Regions from separate parts of the Homo sapiens genome. Here region 1 is linked to region 2. Evidence: read pairs that join two places in POLR2A ChIA-PET (ENCODE). Cell type or tissue: Panc1. All regions are shown on one strand. Links, peaks and the distances in the headings refer to the core of each region. The heading gives the core; the rest is flanking DNA.

What was found. ChIA-PET counts read pairs that join two places held together with the same protein. Peaks named below come from ENCODE experiments on the same cell type or tissue, not always from the same donor. Only the 100,000 strongest peaks of a DNase experiment are listed, where the experiment ranks them.
Region 1: POLR2A ChIA-PET joins it to region 2 with 9 read pairs; 8 of 35 experiments call an interaction of 5 or more read pairs at or near these places.

The regions. Positions count from the first base shown.
Region 1 is chr1:37,994,867-38,000,073 of GRCh38, forward strand. FHL3 (four and a half LIM domains 3) reads right to left here. Exons shown (of 6, transcript NM_004468.5): 2 at 4,391-4,566; 3 at 4,108-4,282; 4 at 3,097-3,266; 5 at 2,818-3,004; 6 at 1,904-2,693. The coding sequence starts at 4,546. The coding sequence ends at 2,539. Among named protein-coding and RNA genes, the nearest start is that of SF3A3, 7.4 kb to the left of the region's middle. RefSeq lists a silencer at 1,751-2,045 and enhancers at 2,622-3,543, 4,633-5,207. In Panc1, for the core only: no CTCF peak of the experiment used is centred there; no DNase peak of the experiment used is centred there; H3K4me3 peaks cover 1,493 bases; H3K27ac peaks cover 2,313 bases.
Region 2 is chr1:37,877,653-37,883,131 of GRCh38, forward strand. INPP5B (inositol polyphosphate-5-phosphatase B) reads right to left here. Exons shown (of 24, transcript NM_005540.3): 14 at 5,155-5,266; 15 at 2,433-2,542; 16 at 536-671. Among named protein-coding and RNA genes, the nearest start is that of MTF1, 21 kb to the left of the region's middle. In Panc1, for the core only: no CTCF peak of the experiment used is centred there; no DNase peak of the experiment used is centred there.

The sequences.
Region 1 (5,207 bases), core at 208-5,207, 120 kb after region 2:
GTCTGGGTTTCTAAGATGTTAAGTCTGAAAAATGTTTGTATTGAAATAAATCAAACAATTTTGTAGCTGCACATCTCTCACTTCCTGTTAGGTGGGTGGACCGCCTTACCACCACCATCCTCCAGTCACTGTGTCTCAAACCTGATGCCTTCCTGCCCCTAAATGTTTCTTCATCCCCACTCCAGGCAGCAAGTCTTGCCTTTTCCACTCGAGCTGCTACCTGCTGCAAGATGTCTCACCCGGACCACACTACACTAGCCTCCGAACCAGCCTGCTCATCTTACCCCTCCACTCCATTATTCATGCTGCAGCCAGCATGATCTGTCTACAACTCTGCTCATCACAGGCCCCTGCTTAAACAGTTCCATAGGCTGCATTTCCTGCAGGGTGAGGTCTGTGCAACTTGGCATTCGGCTTTTTAGGACCTGGGCTCTGCCTGCCATTTTACTCTCCTGGCACTTCCTCCAAATGGAATTACTTGCTACTTCCCCAAAGCACCGTATGTTCTCAGGCCTCCAGGCCTTTGCGCCAGTTGTTTTCTATGCTTGGACTGCTCTTCCTCAACAAGTATTTACTGAACACATAGTAAGTGCCGGGAGCTGAGAACGAGAGCGGGGAGCAAGGCAGGCAGGATCTCAGTCCTTAGGCTGGTGGGAGAGAGAAACAAATAAAACCGTAAGCATATGTGGTAATTATTAATTATAAACACACGTGGTAGGCATTCGTAAAAGTTTGTTGAAAATGTCGGGGAGGGAACTTAAGAGGGCGGGTCAATAGTTGCAGCAAACCACCGTGCACACGTATACCTATGTAACAAACCTACACGTTCTGCACACGTATCTTGAAACTTAAAGTAAAATAAAAAAAAAAAAAAGAAAAGAAAATGTCAACCATGGCTTCAGAAAGCGGTTAGAGTCCAGGATCTACCAGTGACTACCTATGTGACTTGGGGCAGCTGACTGCAGGCGTCTCCACCTCTGTGTAATGGAAGTAATAATGCCCGCCCACAGGACGGGAGGAATTAATATGAGATACATACAATCTGGCGGTTTCCGCCGGGCCGGAGGGGCTCTCCCACTCCAGGGCGCCGAGGGTCCGCCTGCCCAGGGCCGGGCCTCGCTGCAGGCAGCTGTGGGCGCCACTGTGTGCGCATACCTGCCCCGACAGCCGGACGGTCGGCCGAGCCCAGACCGCGGCAGCCAGGGTCAGGGACAAGGGACGTCGGACGCCGGGCGGGCGAGGGGAGCGTCGCCCCGCCCATCTCCCCACTTTGGGGGACAGCCCCCCTCGCTCATTCCCGCCTCCACCCTTGACTTGAATCACTGTTGGCGGGGGACGGGGCGTGACCCATTCATGCCGGGAATCGGATCCAGATGTTCCCGCGGCGTGTGCAGCTGCATCCTTGCCTTTTTTGGCAAAAAACGTGCGGCCGCGAGAGGATCCTGGGCCGCCCTTGCTAATCCTTGGGAAGAGGGGGAAGGGGGCTGAGAGGGTCTGGGCCCAGACTGGGGATCGGAACCAGGTCCTTGCTCTGCGGGCTTTGGGCAGGGCTGTTGGCGGAGGAGACTATTCGTACCAGCCAATTAAGGAACCCCACCGCCACCCTGGCTTTCATCTGGAACCTCCCCCAAACCCCTCCCTTCCCTACATGAGGGAAAAAGCCCTCTGCCAGCAGGGAGGCAGGACGAGCTCCAGAGGGAGGGTAGCTGTGGCGGGGATCCCCTTCATGGGGAGAGACTTCCCACCCCATGGCCCGGCCCCCCTCCACCCCACCCTGCAAGGATGAGGTCTAGCAGAGATTCTGAGCCTCCCAGTCTGCAAAAACCCTTCCTTCCCCATTATACCCTGAACACACACACACACACACACACACACACACACACACACACACGGAGGCCCCTGCTTCCTCACACCGCTTTATTGCAGAATCTGGAAGGGGGATGAGCCAATCTCACCCCTCTGCCCATCTATGGGCAAAATGGAGCTGAAATAAAATGAGAAGACACTCGGTGGCGACCTGCTGGGCAGCACCCTGTACCCTAGGGCCCCTTATCAGTGGGCTCCTGATCTGCTGCCCCCACAGCCTCAACCGCGGGGATGGGGTGGGGCAGGTCAAGCCTGAGAACAGTCCACTTTCAAGGACTTCCCAGGCACCCATAGGAGACCTGAAACCTATAAAGAGAAGTCTAGATTTAAGGGGGCCTAAGTCCCAGAGTCCAGGTTTGGAGGGCTCGGGTCTAGAGCCCTGATTTGGGGAGAGGACTCAGTCTGGGAACCCAGACTGCAGGGGAGAGGGTGAATTCTGGAGTCCAGGTGTGGGGAGGGGGCTTGACTCATGGAGGCTCTGTAAGAGCCCAGGTTTGGGGCCCTGGGTCAGGGAGTACCAGTTTGGGGATGCTGGAGTGGGGAGACAATCCTGGAGCCCAGAAGGAGACCCATTTTTTTTGGCGGGGGGAGCTGAGTCCCAGAGGTGGTTTAGAAAAGGAGCCACAGTCCTGGGCCCGTGGTATGGGAAAGCCTGGGTCCAGGAGCCCTGGCTTAGGGCCCTGCCTGGCTACAGCCCTGGCAGAGCACTTGGTCTCCATCCGGTACGAAGCCCTGGCCCACCAGGGAGGTAGAGCAGCGGGCGCAGGAGAAGCAGTTGTGGTGCCAGTGTCGGTCTTCAAAGGACACATACTTGCCTCCACCGAGTCCTGGAGGGAGGCTGGAAGTTAGCTATGCAGATGTGGGGATGGTCCGGCCCTCAACCTCACCCAATACCACATCCCACTCCCTTGCCTGCACCCTACCCACTCCGTTCTTTGACCCTTGTCCCACCTACGATGGGGCGCTTGCAGCTGCTGCACTTAGGTGCAAAGAGTTCTCCAAAACAGGCCACACAGTAGGGATCTTCATCCCGGGAGGTGAACTGCTGCCCTGCCAGGGGCGTCTGGCATCCGGTACAGACCAGACATTCTCGATGCCACGGCTGATCACGGTATGTCACTCCACCCTGTGTCAGCGTCTGTGGGGGCAGCATCCATTAGTAGGTATGAGTGGGGATTCCCACCCCACAACAGGCCTCACTCACCCCCACCTGGCTGGCCCAGCCCCCACCTTGCTGCAGCGGGCGCAGCGAGGAGCAAACTTGTTCTCATAGCAGGGCACGCAGTAGTGAGCACCCTTGTCGGGCACAAAAGAACGGGAGCCCAGTGGCTGTTCACAGCCACTGCACAGGAAGCAGTGCTCATGCCATGTCTGGCCTCCATATTCCAGCTTCCGGGACCCTGTGGGGAACAGGGGTCCCATTTAGAGGTTGTGTCCCATGCTCCTGAGGGCCACCCTCTGTAACTTCCCCAGGAGTCTCCACTCCTCTCTCAGCGTGAGCAGGGTGGTGTCCGTGCACATGCAGCAAGAACCCCCCCGCCCTATGTATATTACACATGCTAACCTCTCCCCAGACACCGGACATGATGACCCAGCTAGACACGAGGGTTTTGGCCTATGTTAAGCCCCCATATGTCCCAGAGATGACAATTTCAGCACACATCAAGCCTCCATGTAACAGTCATGAAGTCTCACTAAGAGCTAAGCCCTCATATAACAGATGTGATGATTTTAGCACTCACATGGGACCCCACATGTACCAGGCAAGTAAGTATCTGCCCACACAAAGTTCTAATGCCCTGGGCATGACAGGTTCGGTACATGCTAAGCCCTCGCATCTCCTCGGCACACCATTCTCCATAGGTGCTGAGTCCCAGCATTTCTATTAGGCATGCAGGTCCCCACACATGTTAAGCCCTCTGTTTATCTGCTTCTGCATACATTAAGACCCAATGCAACAAGCATGACAGTCTCAGCACACCTCTAGTTCCTACCTGTACTAAACATGCAGATATTCACACATGCTAAGCCCCCAAGTATGTATCACATGTGTCAATCTGCCTGTACATAGTAGCCCCCAGGAGTATACCAGGCAAACAGATCCCGTATATACTAAATTTCCAGAAACATGCTGTGTATGCAGGTCTTTACACAGACCAAGTCTCCATGTATCAGACAGACACATGCAAAGACCCTACGCAGATGCCAGTTCTCACACAAGATGAGCCCCTGAACACATACCAGGCATGACAGTCTCCCCACAAGCGGAGCACTGCGAGGAAAACGCACTGCAGTAGCAGTCATTGCAGAGCAGCTCACTGTCCTGGCAGGTGAAGGGTTCATCGGCTAGTGAGCGCTGGCAGCGGCAGCAGCGGAAGCAGCCCTCGTGGAAATGGCGGTCTTCATAGAACAGCTCCTGTGGGGAACACAGCAGGGGCACTGGCACCCAGGCCTCATGGACCCATCCTTTGCCCCCTTCCACTGGTCACCACCCACCTCCTGCCTGGCCTGGCCCTCTCCTTACCCTCGAGTCATGCCCGATAAGCTGCTGGCACTCAGCACAGGTGTTGGCAAAGGTATTGTCATAGCAGGGCACACAGTAGGGGCCGCTGTCTGTCTGGATGTACTTGCGTCCATACAGGGACTCGTTGCATTTTGCACAGTCAAATGACTCGCTCATGGTGGCAAGGGGAGAGAACCCTGTTAGGAGCACAAGGTGGAACTGGGGTCACACAGAGAGGCTGTGGCTTGGCTCCTGGCAAAGAGGCCTCTGCATTCAAAACACAGCCAAGAGACCCGGCATAGGAAATGCCAGTTCAGAGTAGGTGGGGATGGGGAAGGGGTGCTTCTGGGAAACCAGGAATCCCACATGTTTCTTTCTGTATTTAACTCGGGGTAGGAAGAGGTCAGGAAAAAAACCAGGAAGCAGAAGTTGTTTTCTTATCTAGGCCCTAGCAGATCTAGGGGGAGGGGGCTTTTCCTGGGTCAGTGACTCATTTCCTGTCCCAGCCAGCGTCTAGCCTCCACTGTCCCGACTGTCCCCAGCGTGGGAGAAGCAGGGGCAGGGAGCCACCCCACTCTACTCCTTATGAGCAGTACTCCCACCCTCTCCTGACTCCCAGGAAGGGACTTTAGGAATATGGATAAAGGAACCCTTAACCAGAGCTCTGGAGTACAGAACTTAGAGACGGGAATGGGCTGTGCCTGCCCCTCCTGATCCAGAAAACAGTGGAATGCTAGAGAGGTGCTGGACTAATGAATGGTAGAAGAGGCCAGTGTGAGAGGTTGGGCCTTCCCTCCCGGGGAATCAGCCAAGCAATGGGAACTTCAGAGGCTCAGCT
Region 2 (5,479 bases), core at 246-5,245:
GTGAAGGGTGGTCACAACAGCACTGTGTATAATAGCAAAACTTTGGAAATAACTTTATGATCATCAATACATACATTATGGCTCATCCATACTATGGAATACTTTGCAACCTTTAAAAATAATGAGAAGAAAGCTCTACCTTCACTGTCCTGGAAAGATCTCCTAAGACATATTCAGTCAGGGAAAAAAAGATGTCCTCAGAGCAAAATGTATAATATGATCTCTTTTACAAAAAAGGAAAAATATCCTCAATGTTGTATACACAATACTGACACACCCATTTATAAACGCATAGAGAAAGGTCTGCAAAGAGACAGTTCAAAAATGCAAAAGGGAACTTCCATGTATGAGGAAAAATGCAGAGGCATACTAAAACAATTATTAACCAAGTTGTTAATAATTGTTTTAAATTGTCCTAAAAGGGGCTTCTTCCCTCTCAAAAGGAGAGGAAGAAACCAGAAAGACAAGAAATGGTCTTAGTTGTGAAAGCCAATTCCCTCCAGAATGATTACAACAGGTACCAGCTGCCACCTACCCCGATGTCAAACACTGAGCTGACAGGCTTGTGGTCACTGGTCTTCAGGGCCATGTGGCTCTGGTAACTCAGCTGAGTGATGTTCTTCCCTTTCCAGAGAATCCGATCACACCAGGCAGGAGCACGGCACTTCTCACTGAAATGCAAAGTCCACACTGGAAGTACTCACAGAAACAGCAGTGCCCGCTGCCTGGCGAGTGCCCTGGCTCAGGTGGGGAGTGATGAATCAGGGCCTTCATGTCCATGTGGCTAAGTCATCTGAGGCAGCAAGAGCAATTCGGGCCCACCAAGGGATAACATGTATCCTGTGGGTATCATCCAAAACAACCATGAAAGCTCAAAGCCAAAACAGAGTTCAGACTGATTCTCTGATCTTTATCCTCCTATGAGAATCAGGAGAGAATTAAAAAACCAATCTGACAGTAAGCATGCTATGGTCTTTATTTTTTATTTTTATTTATTTATTTATTTATTTTTATAGAGATGGAGTCTTGCTCTGTCGCCCAGGCTGGAGTGCAGTGGTGTGATCTCAGCTCACTGCAACCTCCACCTCCCAGGTTCAAGCAATTCTCCTACCTCAGCCTCCCGAATAGCTGGGACTATAGGTGTGCACCGCCATGGCTGGCTAATTTTTTGTATTTTAGTAGAGGTGGGGTTTCACCATGTTGCCCAGGCTGGTCTTGAACTCCTGAGCTCAGGCAATCTGCCCGCCTCGGCCTCCCAAAGTGCTGGGATTACAGGCGTGAGCCACCGCACCCAGCCTATGGTCTTTAAAAGATCTTGGTTAAGGCCAGGCACGGTGGCTCACGCCTGTAATCCCAGCACTTTGGGAGGCCAAGGCAGGGGGATCATGAGGTCAGGAGGTCATGAGGTCAAGAGATTGAGACCATCCTGGCCAACATGGTGAAACCCCGTCTCTACTAAAAATACAAAAATTAGCTGGGCATGGTGGTGTGTGCCTGTAGTCCCAGCTACTCGGGAGGCTGAGGCAGGAGAATTGCTTGAACCCGGGAGGCAGAGGTTGCAGTGAGCCGAGATTGTGCCACTGCACTACAGCCTGGCGACAGAGTGAGACTCCGTCTCAAAAAAAAAAAAAGATGCTAGTTAAGAGAACAGCCTCTGAATTCCCACTGCCTGGGTTCAAATCCTACCTGTACCCCTTGTCTGCTTGGGGGCCTCTTTAATTTTTCTATGCTTCAGTTTCCAATCTCATAAAATGAGGTTAATAAATCATACCTACTTCAACAGGTTCTTGAGGATTAAATGAGAAAATAACAAGGGCATCAAATAGTACATGGCACATGGTAAGCACTAATAAAAATATTAACTACTGACTTTGGGAGGCTGAGGCAGGCGGATCACTTGAGGTCAGGAGTTCAAGACCAGCTTGGCCAACATGGTGAAACCCTGTCTCTACAAAATTAGCTGGGCCTGGTGGCACATGCCTGTAATCCTAGCTACTTGGGAGGATGAGGCAGGAGAATCGCTTGAACTCGGGAGGCAGGGGTTGCAGTGGGCCAAGATCCAGCCATTGTACCCTAGCCTGGATGACAGAGCAAGACTCTGTCTCAAAACAAACAAACAAACAAAAATATTAACTACTGTGTAATGTCCAAGTACCAGCTAAGTTAGTTGGAATCATCTCATCCTAGGCACAGCTAAAAAGTAAACCAGTATTAAAATTATGGAACAAAGGCTAAGGCAGTCACAAAGTTAATACATGGGAAAGAAGCCTGCTTCATGAGCAGATACTGAGAGAAAATGTTTGATCAGAGTGCAAAACATAGGGAAAAAGTCACAGGAAGCATATATTCTTCCTTAGGTCCAAAAGGGCAAGTACTTCCCAGAATTTCTGGGTTTCCGTTTGCTCAACCCTTTGAAGCAACCTCTGACCTACCTGGTATCCCAGTCGTCAGAGCCCGTATCATACTTGTAAGTAGGCTGGAATGTGAGCTCACCCTCTGTGAAGCCTTCAAAGACAGTCTTTGCGGCCACCTGAATTTTCAGCTATACAAAAGGATGGGAGAAAAAAAAATATCAGAATAAAAAGGTCAAACTTTGAATTAGTGGAGAAAAGCATATCAATCTGGAATTCAAACTCTAACCCAAAGGAAAAAGCCCCAAAAGAAAGTTATTCTGTAAGATCTTAAGTTAGCTAACTCCTAGGAAGTGGACAAGCTGACCACTCTTTTGCCTGTATATGGTTTTTATTTTTTATTTTTTAAGTTTTTAATGTTTTATTTATTTATTTATTTATTTATTTATTTTGAGACGGAGTCTCGCTCTGTCACCCAGGCTGGAGTGCAATGGCGCAATCTCGGCTCACCGCAACCTCCACCTCCCAGGTTAAAGTGATTCTCCTGCCTCAGTCTCCTGAGTAGCTGGGATTACAGGCGCATGCCACCACGCCTGGCTAACTTTTGTATTTTTAGTAGAGACAGAGTTTCACCATGTTGGCAAGGCTGGTCTCGAACTCCTGACGTGATCCACCCACCTCGGCCTCCCAAAGTGCTGGGATTACAGGCGTCAGCCACAGCGCCTAGCCTAATGTTTTTTATTTTTCAGTCTCACTCTGTCACCCAGGCTGGAGTGCCATTGTGCGACCATAGCTCACTACAGCCTCCATCTCCTGGGCTCAGGCAATCCTCCTGCCTCAGCCTCCCAAGTAGCTGGGACTGCAGCTGTGCAACACCACACAGCTATATTTAAAAATCTTTTAGAGGCAGGGTCTCACTATATTGCCTAGGCTGGTCTCAAACTCTTGGCCTCAAGTGATCCTGCCGCCTTGGTCTCCCAAAGTGTTGGGATTGCATGTGCAAGCCATTGTGTCTGGCTAAGGCTCTTTCATAAGAGCATAGCTACACCCAAAGGGCCTGAGTATCATCTTACTGAGATATCTTTAAGAGGATTAGGTACCACTTAACAAACTAATAGTTTTTCTCTTCCAGGTATCAAACACTTCATCTGTGTAGCACAGTTGCTCCAAATATACATAAAGATAGAACTGCGTTGTCAAATTAGTTATGCGAACTGGGGGAAGCTCTGTGCCTTGGTTTCTCCATCTGTAAATTTTGGATTTATAATAGAATCTACCTCATAGGGTCTTTAGAAAGATTCACTGTCAACTTAAACAGTGCCTGACACATTAGGAAAACAGCTAGCATCCTTCCTATTAATTTTAGGAGCGCCTTCCAGATCACACTCTCAGCAAGATCAAAACCACAGGTGCTCTTCCCTCTTCCCTGGAGCACCACACTTGGCACTACACGGACTGGTGAAGAACTATCAGCTCTAACATTGCACATGGTCAGCTATTTAGTAGATACTACTTGCCAAATTCCTGAAAAAACTATTTAAAAAGCAACAGAAAATAGTAAAAATGTAGGTATGAATGTAAGCTGACCCTTACATATAGAGCTTAAAACCATGTGGTAGGCAGATAACACACAAAATGGGTACAACTACTTCAGGAAAGACCAGAAAAGAAGGCAAGTAGAGATGGGTATCAAACTACAAGAGAAATTAGAATGCCTCAGACCAGAACACAGAGGAGATAAACAGAGAAAGACATAACTAAGTTGAGAATCTTTTTCTTTAATTAATCTGCACTGGGGAAAAAAAGATAATAGAGGCTGGGCGCGGTGGCTCATGCCTGTAATCCCAGTGCTTTGGGAGGCTGAGGTGGATGGATCACGAGGTCAGGAGTTCGAGACCAGCCTGGCCAGCACGGTGAAACCCCGTCTTTACTAAAAATATAAAAAATTAGCCGGGCATACTGGCACGTGCCTGTAGTCCCAACTACTTGGGAGGTTGAGGCAGGAGAATTGCTTGAACCCAGCAGGCAGAGGTTGCAGCGAGCTGAGGTCACAACACTGCACTCCAGCCTGGGTGCCAGAGCAAGACTCTGTCTCAAAAAAAAAAAAAAGATAATAGAAAGATTTAGACTAATGACAATACTAAGGTTACTAAAAGGGAGGATATAGAACAACAACAACAAAAAAGGACTTTAACATTCTGAACAACCTGACCACCTGAACAGGTCTGAAATCTACTGAAAGAAGTAGCCAGAAGAAAGTCACAGGGAAACAGATTCTCTTGTACTGTGAAACAGCGAGTGCTCTGAGAAGGAAACGCTACGTCAAGCAATGATGGAGAACAGCAGGTTACAGAAGTGATTCCTACAGAAAGTGAGGAAAGCCACTTGGGAAGAGCTGTCACTCACACTAGAGAAGTGTGGTGACGAGAAGCACAGAGGAGAAGGAGGCTCATTCTAAAAACAATTATTACATCATCTTAAATATACCAAGTCCTTTCTTTATAGAAGCTTGGTACTCTTTTAGCCCTAACTTCAGACCTCTTGAATAAATGAATGACAAGGTGAGAGAGAGAACATGCTCTTGCTCCCACAGGAGACAAGGTGCTTCAGGAGAGAGCCAATGGGGAGACAACTATGGAAGAGGGAAATGCAGATGAAATGAAGAAATGACTGGACAACATCAGGAACTCAGGGAAACCTCCCAAGCCAAGGAGGAAGAGGCTGCGAGTTTGGAAGCCAGGCTTTTCTGTGCCCTCATGGTGGAGGACAGCTGCTGGAAGAGGGCACAGGTGGCCATCTGTACCTGATCATATGCATACAGCATTTGAAAGTCCTTCTCTTCGATGAGCTTTTTCACTTTTTCCACATCCAGCTCTTCTATCCTGTAGTTGAGGTCCCCCAGCCACAAGATCACACTGTGAGGACAGAGCACAAAGGTAACAGGGTTTAGGAGGAACTTTAACCTGATCTACCCAGGGTGCTTCTGACAAAGGCCCCTGAGGCTCAGCCTCTTGGGAGGTGGGTGGGAAAATGGCTCAACTGTTCGGAAAATTTTTTTCTCTCGCCATCCCATTTAATAATCTAATGTGATGCTTGCTCAATTATCTTGGTCCAAGTTCATTATAAAC